Regions from separate parts of the Homo sapiens genome. Here regions 1 and 3 are each linked to region 2. Evidence: chromatin contacts called from ENCODE Hi-C or POLR2A ChIA-PET data. All regions are on one chromosome and are shown on one strand. The core of a region is the stretch at or near the end of the contact, and the rest is flanking DNA. Distances in the headings are between cores, read along the strand shown.

The links. Hi-C counts contacts between places; a loop is a spot of excess contacts on that map. ChIA-PET counts read pairs that join two places held with the same protein, here RNA polymerase II (POLR2A). Pooled maps may share reads with other maps.
Region 1: a loop to region 2 is called in a map of heart right ventricle, with 10 times the contacts of the local background. The contact joins the promoter of NDUFA5 here to the promoter of AASS in region 2. A Hi-C loop is called at or near these places in 3 of 168 maps with a recorded cell type or tissue (B cell, heart right ventricle and sigmoid colon) and 14 of 50 pooled maps.
Region 3: a loop to region 2 is called in a map of ascending aorta, with 5 times the contacts of the local background. The contact joins the promoter of ING3 here to the promoter of AASS in region 2. A Hi-C loop is called at or near these places in 1 of 168 maps with a recorded cell type or tissue (ascending aorta) and 12 of 50 pooled maps. POLR2A ChIA-PET finds 5 or more read pairs at or near these places in 2 of 52 experiments (AG04449 and AG04450).

Annotation. Positions count from the first base shown.
Region 1 is chr7:123,556,514-123,559,994 of GRCh38, reverse strand. It overlaps NDUFA5 (NADH:ubiquinone oxidoreductase subunit A5), which reads left to right and starts at 2,177. Exons shown (of 5, transcript NM_005000.5): 1 at 2,177-2,220; 2 at 2,547-2,591. The coding sequence starts at 2,200. RefSeq lists enhancers at 1,700-1,839, 2,100-2,149, 1,890-2,468, 1,705-2,904, 2,469-3,047.
Region 2 is chr7:122,142,086-122,145,512 of GRCh38, reverse strand. It overlaps AASS (aminoadipate-semialdehyde synthase), which reads left to right and starts at 1,264. Exons shown (of 24, transcript NM_005763.4): 1 at 1,264-1,352. LOC102724527 (a long non-coding RNA gene) reads right to left here and starts at 1,099. Exons shown (of 6, transcript XR_007060500.1): 1 at 1,017-1,099. RefSeq lists enhancers at 884-933, 1,935-2,440 and a silencer at 1,434-1,633.
Region 3 is chr7:120,948,719-120,952,204 of GRCh38, reverse strand. ING3 (inhibitor of growth family member 3) reads right to left here and starts at 1,428. Exons shown (of 12, transcript NM_019071.3): 1 at 1,281-1,428; 2 at 970-1,041. The coding sequence starts at 1,308. RefSeq lists an enhancer at 806-885.

The DNA of each region.
Region 1 (3,481 bases), core at 928-3,427, 1.4 Mb before region 2:
TGTGGTGTATAATTTTTTTTTCATATGCTACTGAATTTGGTTTGCTAGTACTTTTCTGAGTATTTTGTGTTTATTAATAAGGGATATTGGCCTGAAGTTTTATTTTCTTTTTTCTTTCCTTTTTTTTTTTTTTTTTTGTGAGACGGAATCTTGCTCTGTCACCCAGGCTAGAGTGCAATGGCCCAATCTTGGCTCACTGCAACCTCTGCCTCCTGAGTTTGAGTGATTCTCCTGTCTCAGCCTCCAGAGTAGCTGAGATTACAGGCACACACCACAAGGCCTGGCTAATTTTTGTATTTTTAGTAGAGAGAAGGTTTTGTCATGTTGGCCAGGCTGTCTCAAACCCTTGACCTCAGGTGATCCTCCTGCCTCAGCTTCCCAAAGTGCTGGGATTACAGGCATGAGCCACCAGGCCCAGCCGAAGTTTTCTTTTCTTGTTGATTTCTTTGTCTGGTTGGAATCAGAGTCCACACCTGGCTGAAGTTTTTGTTTCTTGTTGATTTCTTTGTCTGGTTGGAATCAGAGTAATACTTGCCTTATAGAATTAGTTGTTAATTGTTTCCTCCTCTTCTATATTTTGGAATAGTTTCTTAAGTGTTATTCTTTAATTGTTCAGTGGAATTTACCAGCGAAGCCATCTGGACCTGTGCTTTTCCTTCTGGATAGGTTTTTTTTTTTTTCTTGCTAATTCAATTTCTTTAATTATGTTAGATCTAGTCAGATTTTTCTTTATGCCTTCTTGAGTTGATTTAGGTAGTTTGTGTTTTTCTAGGAATCTGGCCATTTTATCTACTTTATCTTTTTTAAGCATAGTTGTTCATAGTATTCCTTCTTATTCCTGTTTATTTCAGCAAGGCTATTAGTGATGGTTCTTTTATTCTTGCTTGTATTAAATCTTCTCTCTTTTTTTTCTTAGTTTCACTAAAGGTTTGCCAATTTTGTTGATCCTTTTAGGGAACCAATTCCTGGTTTCATTGATTTTCTTTATTGATATTCTGTCTCCTTCTTTTCTAATCTTTAATATTTCCTTTCTTCTGTTTGCTTTTGGTTTAGCTTTCATTTTTTCTAGTCTCATGCCTCTAATGAAAGGCCTCATCTCTTCCAACTCATTCTCTTCAACTGTTGCCTAAGTTGTTTGTATATCTGAAACATAAATTTGATGGTGTCACTTAGAAGCTTAAAAGTCTTCTCATTGTTCCCATTCCTTAAAAAGTAAAATTCAAATTTTGTATAATGGCAAACAACACCTTTCATAATCTTAACCAGTTTACCTTAACAATCAAACCCACCTTTCCAATCACATAAAATCACCTGGAATTTATATATACATTTTTAACCTCTTTTCCTTTGTACTTGTGTTTTCTCAATTTGTTCTTTTCTCCTACTGACTTTTTAGAAAGTCACCCACGCTTTTTAGTTATTTCCTTTTCCCTGGTACCATCACACTTTGCATCAACTTCTTTTAGAACAGTTACCAAATTATTTATTAATACACGCCTTCTTCATTATTCTTTGAATTCCAGGATGTGAAATCCCATTTTAGAAATTATGTCCCAGTAACTGACACATAGTGAGTGGTCAGTGTTTGTGGAGGTAGGAAAAAGTGGTATGGTCTGATATCATTTCATCTGGAAATAAGATGATGTATTTCAGCCAGTGAAATCGAAAAGAGCGATGGAAAATGACCTCACACTCCATAGGGCTTTGGTTCGTAAGACACAGAGAATACTGATATCCTTGTGCGAAGAACTAACTTGCTGTTGAGAGATCAATTCAGAGGATGCTCAAGCTCCGTTATCACTTTCATTTTACTAAACTGAGAAAGGAAGGTTGAGGAATGCATCAACGGTTAAGCACAGTGCAGGTTCCTACAGCGACTGGAGTTTTTTGGTAGTTGGGAGTGTTTCCCTCAATCTTTGGGCAAGCCGTCAGCAGTGGCAGGAACAGGAACAGACAGCTGGGAAACCCTTTCTTTCCCCAATCGTCTTCTAGCTTAGCTTTAGGCTTGTATGCCCATCGCGCATGCGTCAATTTTTCTCTTTTAAGATGGGCGGGGCAGAGTCTTTGCTCCTTTGGCGATCCTGAAGGGGTGGAGCTAAGCTGTTTCCAGGGTGACAGAGTGGCGACCTCGGTGGTCGATTGAGCAGGTCTGAGAATTGTTCCCAAAGGGTTGTGCGTCACCGAGTCGTTGGCGCTGTCATGGCGGGTGTGCTGAAGAAGGTGAGACGAATGGAGGTCACTGTTGGAATTTAGACTGTGGGGGTAGACTCAGTCCGATAGCCCTACTTCCCGCGGGTGTTGACCCCTACTGTCGCGGGCTCGGCGGTGCTTTTCGGGGACTCGTTCTGCATGCCTTACCGGGTAGGGCAGGTTAGTGGTTCCGCTCCGAGAGTCAGGAAAAAAGCTCCAAACAAGCGAGACTGAGAGACCAGTAGCTGGCTTTAGACCAGTTTTAGCCGGGGGATTCGTGGTTTTGTATTTCCTTAGCGTGCTGGATGTATGGAAACCGTAGTAAACAGCATGAATCGTGTTTTGTTTTTGAACAGACCACTGGCCTTGTGGGATTGGCTGTGTGCAATACTCCTCACGAGGTATGTACCTTTGTTCTTTCTTCGTTCTTGAATTCCCAAGGAAGACTAAATTCCTGTCACTTTGCTTATTGCAGGGTTAACGGGATACAGATGTTTCAAGCCCTTAATTACAAGCCGCGTGAGCTCTTGAGACACGGGCGCTGTCCACCTACTTCGTTGATCCGATGTCACATTTTTATTTATTTTTGCCATGACCTCTTTATTAAGCCAGTTTTCTTGTTGACTTTTTCCTTGACATTTTCATGGCTTCACTTGTGCTTGCTTCTGTCAGCGCCATCTCAAATTTATATCTCCGTTTTCCATCTTTTCTCCTTGCCTTACCGTTTCTGCTTAGGTGCGTTGGATTACATATATTTAGGCTTACTAAAGGTACTGCCCCCTTTTCCTTCTGTTAGGTCTTTTCCATCTGTATTCACGAATGTTTTCATCAAAAAAACCCACAAAATTTTTTTATTCTTCTTGTCCCTTCTATAATCACACCATTTCTTTGCTTCACTTTACAGATAACTCAAAAGAGTTATCTCTATTTTCTCCAATTTCTTTCTTATTCACCCTTGAATGCACTCAGTCACCCTTGGCGTTTTTCAAGTTCACCAATTATCTCCATGCTGCCAAATCCAATGGTCAGCTCATATTTCTCACCTTCATTGACCTAATAGCAGCGTTTTTTGACACATTTGACACTTTTTCCATCACGCTCTTTTCAAGTTCACCAGTTATCTCCATGTTGCCAAATCCAATGGTCAGCTTATGTTTCTCACCTTCATTGACCTAATAGCAGCGTTTTTTTTTTTTTGACACATTTGACACTTTTTCCATCATGCGCTTTCTTTACTGGGCTTCAGGACTCCCCCAGTCTCCTGATTTTTTCCCCCTACTCTTTGGCTTTC
Region 2 (3,427 bases), core at 15-2,514:
AGCCTCCTAAGTAGTTGGGACCACAGGTATGTGCCACTACACCTGGCTTTTTAAAATTTTATTTATTTTTATTATTTTTATTTTTAGTAGACACAGGTCTTGCTACGTTGCCCAGGTTAGTCTTAAACTCCTGGGCTCAAGTGATTCTCCAGCCTCAGTCTCCCAAAGTGCTGAGATTACAGGTGTGAACCACTACACAGCCTTTGGAAGACTTTCCAAGAATGATAAGGGATCCGATTTTGGAAATGTGAAGCTGAAGATACAGAAGAAAATTCCAACTCTACTTACAGATAAAATTCTAATTTGGGGTTGGGCACAGTGGCTAACACCTGTAATCCCAGTGCTTTGGGAGGACGAGGTGGGAGGATAGCTTGAGGCTAGGAGTTCCAGACCAGTGTCCTGGTCAACACAGCGAGACCCCATGTCTACCACAAATAAATAAATAAATAATTTTCTCTGCAATTGGAGATATGAGTGGAGTCTCAAGAACGTTCTGGCTATAGATTGTTGACATAGGAGTTCAGTAGCTAAATACATCTATGGCAGGTATAAGAAGAGTAAGTGGTGGAGAAAGTTGTAAAAACAGGAGGGAAGATTAACTTCTGACCGTTGACGCCTTGGGGAATCACAGCTGGGCTTCAGACGATTCTTCAGTTCCTAGTGCTGGGGCTAGTGTCTATGAAATACGTTTTCCCCCTCCCTCCAGGCCTCCTAGGTAGTTAGGACTTTTCAATAACATTGGACATTGCCATATGCACATGAACACACTCAGTTTTAATTTCTCAGATTCTCCGCTTGCTGGCTTCTAAAACTGTTGTAAGAACTGTTATCTGGCTTCACAGGGTTGTGACAAGGCGGTGAAATGCTTTGAAAAGTGTCTATAGCTAAACAAACGTGAGGTACCGGCGCTCGCAACTTTTCCCCAGGAGATGTGCACCTCTATTTAGAGCGTAATGCCCAGACTATTTTCGTTGCTTTCCGTCCCCGCCCGCCTTCTGCCACGGACAGTTACAAACCTGGTCGATAATTATCCTGGGAGAACTCGACGTCCCAGCTAAGAACGCAGGTCAGAGATCAGAGATCAGAGACAGAAGGATCTTGGGGAGGAGCAGGGGCCGGGCATGACGTAGCAACTGGCAGCGCCGCCGATTGGCAGATGAGAAGGTTGTTCCCTCAGGGCGGCTGCTGATTGGCTACGGGAGGCAGAGGCGTGACGTCCTCAGAAGTTGAGCAAACACCTCCTACTTCCCGGCCTTCCATCCCAGTTTCTTCTAGGAATTCGGAGCCTCCCCTGCAGCGACTCGGAAGATTCGAGGCGGCGGGGGACAAGTCGGCGCCCCAGAGCGGACGAGGTGAGGAGAGGAGAGGTCCCCGCGGAGAGCTGAGCAGACGCGCGGGTGGGCTCAGCCTGTGAGATGCGGTGGAGATAGCGGGCCGGGCTCGGGCTGTCGCTGGGAGGGGCCCGCGAGCCTGGCCTTCGGGTCCCGGCGCCGCGAGGCGACCCCGGCCGGGCCGAGAGAGGGAGAAGGCGGCGAGCATTCGGGCCTCCCTGCGAGGAATGGAGGGAGAGCGGAAACGCAGAGAGTTTCACTGCGAGGAAGGGAGGGAGAGCGGTCAGCGCAGCTCCAGCATTTCTAAGTAGAAAGGCGAGGGATTGCAATTCGGATTTCTTTTCTTTCTTTTTTGGCGGACAGTGGTGGTGCTGTGGCTGGGGAATAAAGAACTGATGAAGCTGAGGAAACAACGGCTTGTTAATTTGTGGACGGCGTGCTTAGAGGGGACGGCTGGCTGAGGGGGCGGTGGATGGAGATTTCGGGGTGGTTCTTTCCCCCTTCCCTCCCCACGCCCAGCTTAGCCAAACTGATCACAAACTTCTCTCCTTGTCCATCTTGGGCTGCCCACTCTCCGAGACACAGACCCATTCTCCAGCAAGGATCGGAGATGGGTGGAAGTTGGGCGCCTTGCAAGTCTGGGTTTCCTGAACTCTTCAGCCCCTGCGGGACTATGCAGCCCATTGTGAGCGCTCGCGCGGGACGGGGCGCGGGGAGAAGCAGTTTACCCACCCTCCTCGGTTGAATGGGGCTGAATGTCTGTCTATCCTGACAGCTTCAGAAGAAGAAATGTGCTTTTCAGACATTGATTTCAGGGGAATGGGGGTGGGGGGAGCGGAAGAGAGAGAGAGAAAGAGCGCTCGAGCGCGAGAGAGAATGAATTAGTTCAGTAACTTGAACAAGGATTAACATTTTTTGATGTTGTGGGTTATCAGTGGGGAAGGTGCAGCTGTGAGATGTAGTTATACACAGGACGGAATGGTCCTTGACTGAAGCTGCGGCTTTCCAATACTGTATTAAAAAAAATCCCAAAACACTGATGGCACTTTGGTGTTTCTGGGTTTGTCTGTTTTGTCCCCTGCACTCCCCTCTTCTTTTTTTCCCATGAAGATGAGTGAATCTAGGGCTACATGACTTGACTGTGTAACCTGGTGGCCATTCTGCAAAATGAGTTAGGTGGACAAAAATTGAAGCCAATTTACCTGAATCATTTTCCCACTCTTCAGATAATCATATTTGTTATCAGTTTCACTTGTTATTGATGATGGCGTGATCAGAACTTTGGTTTATTTGTCATTGAATTTTTTTTCTCACTAGTCGTTTAACAGACCTTGGTTCGGAATTTTGGAAATGATCTTTGGTGTTTAAGAAGCCACCATTTAACAAAACATTTTCATTTTTTTCATATATTCTTTTATTAATTTTCTCATAGAAATAACATTACAAACAGTGGTAAGTTTTCTTGGGAAGGCTACAAAAGATTCTATGCAATTCATGAAATCATGGAAACAAACATTTGGAATGGAAAATAACCCCAAAACATTATTACCACATTCATCTGATCTAAGGTGTCATCTATTGTAAGATGCATCCCTATTTCACTGATGCTAAAATGTGTAAAAAAATTGTCTTAAATTTGATGAAATACAACATTAAAATGGTAATTTATTTATCTTGAACATGCATGCCTGAAGTTTGAAGTTGAAGAGAGGGCTTATTGGGCTCTAATTATTTTTTTTCCAAAATAATGTAAGGGTGGGGGATTAATATGGAGCCATCGTGAAGGTCTTACTACAGTGTGACAGAGGAAAGAAATGTGAGTCTACTGTTAGCGGCGTGGTTGTGCTCGCTTTTGAGGAGTAGGCAAGCCTGGAGGCTTTTTCTTTTCTTAAAATTTATTGTTTATGACACACAGCAATGCTCAGCACTTTATGCATATTAGCTCAATTAAACGTCTTAAGAGCCCTAAGAGGTAGAGGTTAATATGATTCTCATTTTGCGCATGATGCACAGACAGGTTAAGTTGCCAGCCAAGGTCACAGAGTAAGTTTGGCCGCTGAGGAACCCAGGAGAGAAACCAGTATTCCTTTGAGGTA
Region 3 (3,486 bases), core at 179-2,678, 1.2 Mb after region 2:
AAATCTTCAGCATTTCAACTACACTAAAATTAAAATGAATTTGTGAGATAGCTGGAGAACCACACACACAATTCATACTTCATATCACAATCCACTGAACAGAAAGTGGCTTCCATGCCACCACTTTTTATTATGTGCCACCTGAAACTTACCGGAAAAATATACTCATAAGCAAAGGGTATAGAAGTGGGTGTGTGGTCATGGGCAGAGAAGCCAGGAGCAGTGAAAAGGACAGGTTCTTAGCTGCAGCAGGTGGTCCCTGAGCCACCTATTTATAGTCGTTGCTCTATGAAAGAGCAAAGTTAATTTGGGGAAAAAGTCCTAGAGACTACCAAGCTATCACTGAAAGAAAAAGAAATGTTCATTAACTGCTAAAATTTTTAGTACAGCACATAAGAAACTTTACAGTGAAATCTAATTTCTGTCACTCATTTTAACCAAGAAAATGACGATTCTGTTACAATTTAAAATGTATCTAATGTGTAACTAAGTTTTCAAAATTTGACATTTGCCATGGTCTCTAAAGAGCTATATATAACCTCTGCTTCTGTGCTTTCCACTCTTGAAAAACTGTGAATAGGATGAACTTTAAAATAAGTATAAATGCTGAAATCTAAGTTCGATACGAAAAGGCTCAAGACGACATCTCAACATTTATTATGCTGACGTCCATTGAAACATAGATAACTATGTCAATGACGGTAGAGAAATATTTTTTGCACAATCCCACATTCTAGAAAGGAATACACGTGTCCCAATGCCTCCTGCTCTTGCAAAAGCCAGAAAAAAGTAGCATGGGAGGGAAGGGGAAGGCGAGATTCAGGGCTGCCAGTTCTTTTTGACAACTCCTTATGCACTAGCGGAGTGAGCCAGAGGACAGTGAAAGAGCACTAGGCGCTAGCAGTGATGACAAGCAAGTCTGGCACTGAACGCGCGCAGCGAACAGGAGTAGTAGACGCGCCGACTTACTCTGCACCTGCAGGTCCATCTCGCGCATTTCCGTGAAGCGGTCCCGCAGATCCATAGGAAGCTGCTCAATCACTGTCAAAGGGAGAGTCCGTCAGAGGGGCGGGGCCAACGGCGAAATACGCGCTTACGTCACTGCGCGCGTGCGTCAGGGGGGTCGAGGGGGCCGGCAGCCCACAACGAGGCTGCCAGTTACCGTGAGAAAGAAACATCCCCCGCCGCCCCCTCCCTCCCGCCATCTCGCTGCCCGTCCACTCGCGCTCTTGCCCGCCCGCACGTCCCACTGGCGGCCGCCGCCAGCGCCGCGCACTCACTTTCCAGATAGTCTTCTAGGTACAACATCGCGGCCCTTAGAGCTGAGGGAACAAGGGGGTCCAGGGGTTTATTTGTGTCACTCGCTGTCGCCGGAGTTTTGTCCCCTCCAATATGGCGCCTCCGCTAGCAGCACCCGCTCGACTCCGGCAAAAAAAAAAAAAGAAAAAAAAAAAAACCACTTTGGCGCCTGAGGCGCTTGCCTCACTGCCGCCCGGAGCTGCTATTGGTTGGTTCAAGCAATGACGTAGCCCGGCCGGTGTTCGCCCCCGTGCCTCTGTGGGAAATGTAGTTTTCTTCCTCCTCAGCGAGGGTTGGCGCGCTGGCGGCTCCCCTCGCAGAAACTACGAATACCGGGCGCCATTGCAAACAGTGCGTAACAGAATCCGAAATGCGGTGCCTCTGTTTATTTGTTGATTTTTGCACAGAGAATGGCGGGAGTTGTATGCACCTGCATAACACAACTAGGAACAACTTTTCACCTGTTCTTTGATGTGATTCCATGCCCCGGCGTTTGTGAGTTATGGGTTTCAAGAAGTGCCAGGCAAATAGCAAAGGTTCTAAACACTAGAATAATCAGCAAAGTTCGGGGAATTTGGATTGCTTAAAATAGAACTCTCTACTGGAATTTATCCTCATTATTCACTCTAAAATATAAAAGAGACACCTGGTTGGCTTACGTGTAATTTTAAAATAGTTTATACTGAGACTATGGAGTGAATATACATTTCCCAGATTAAAAGATGCACAAATAGTGTCAGTAGCCACTTATATATTCTAGTTTGCGGTCCATCTAATCGTCATTCTAATGTAATTGATCTATACATACAATCTGCATCCGCAAATAATAATAATAATAATCTTCATCATCACAGTGAGCAGCCATGAATTACGGATGCAGCCTTGATTTCTAATAGGCTGTTAATAGCAGTAACTTTATGTTGAGTAAATAGTCCATATTCGAGGTTGGTTGTCTTCGGCGTTCTTTAGTTTCTACTTTTCGACCTCTCCCAGCAAATGTTTTCCTGTGATATATTTAGTACGTCCCTACTCAGTTTCTTTTTAAATTGTTTTTTATTAAAAACTCTTGCACTCAATAAATGCTAGATATTGTTATTTTCCACTCTTCTTAACTTTTCGATTTTCTGGGGAAATTGTCATTAGTTCATAATTTATTGTTCATTTTCTGTTTTTCAAATTGCAGTTGAAACTGTGTGTGTGTGTTTCTTGCTTTCCTTCTCCATTACATACTCTTGTACTCAAGGTTTTCACTGCTCTTAAGCAGGAAACTTTCCTGTCGTGAATGATGAATCATGATGAATCTCAACGGAACCTTACTTCGATCCTAATAAGAATTAGAATTTTATAGTTTCTAGTTAAGTTTTTCATTACTTCCATCGAAAATCAAGTACTTTCGATCTTTTTCTCCCTTCTTTTTTTCCTCCTTTCTTCGTTTCCCATCCTTCCTTCTTCTGGCTGCTTTTAACATCTCTTTGACATCTTTTTGCAGTTTTGTAGTGATCTAAGTCTGAATTCCTTCCTTATTCCCTTTTCTTTCCTTAAAATTTTAAAATTATGCTTAGGATTTGAGGGGATTCCTGAATTTCAGGATTGGTGCCCTGCAACAATTCTAGAAAATTCTCAGCGTTTGTCTTTTCAGTATTGCTTATTTCTCATTTTTTCCATTAAGACTTTCTCTCTTTATTCTCTTATTTATCTTAATCTTTCTTTTATATGTTTTATTTTAGAATTTTCATAATTTTTCAGGTTTGGAAGTTCTATTCGGTTCTCTTTTCAAGACATCTTATAATTTCTTATACAAATTATTTAGTCTGTATCTTGTTTCTGTTAAACCTAATATTGAAACATTTATGGGCCTTTTAGTGCTATTTCTTCAGAAATGGGCACTTTTACTCATGGTGGCTTTTTCCTGTTGGGTTGCGATTTTGGACTCTGAATTCCTGTTTCTGGGATTACAAGCATAAGGATTCTTTGAGCTGGAGTTGAAATTGAGTTTTCATGGAGAGCATTAGAATTTGCTTGTCAGTTTGTTTGGAGACATCATAAACCCCTAGGACCAGATTAAATTGTCCCCTTGAGGTTTATTGTATTGCACAGATAGATTGAATTTGGGCCTCTATCCCAAATGGATTGTTACAGATTCTCAGAGGAGAATTTTTTTTTCTTTCTTTACTGGGCTCCAAGGCC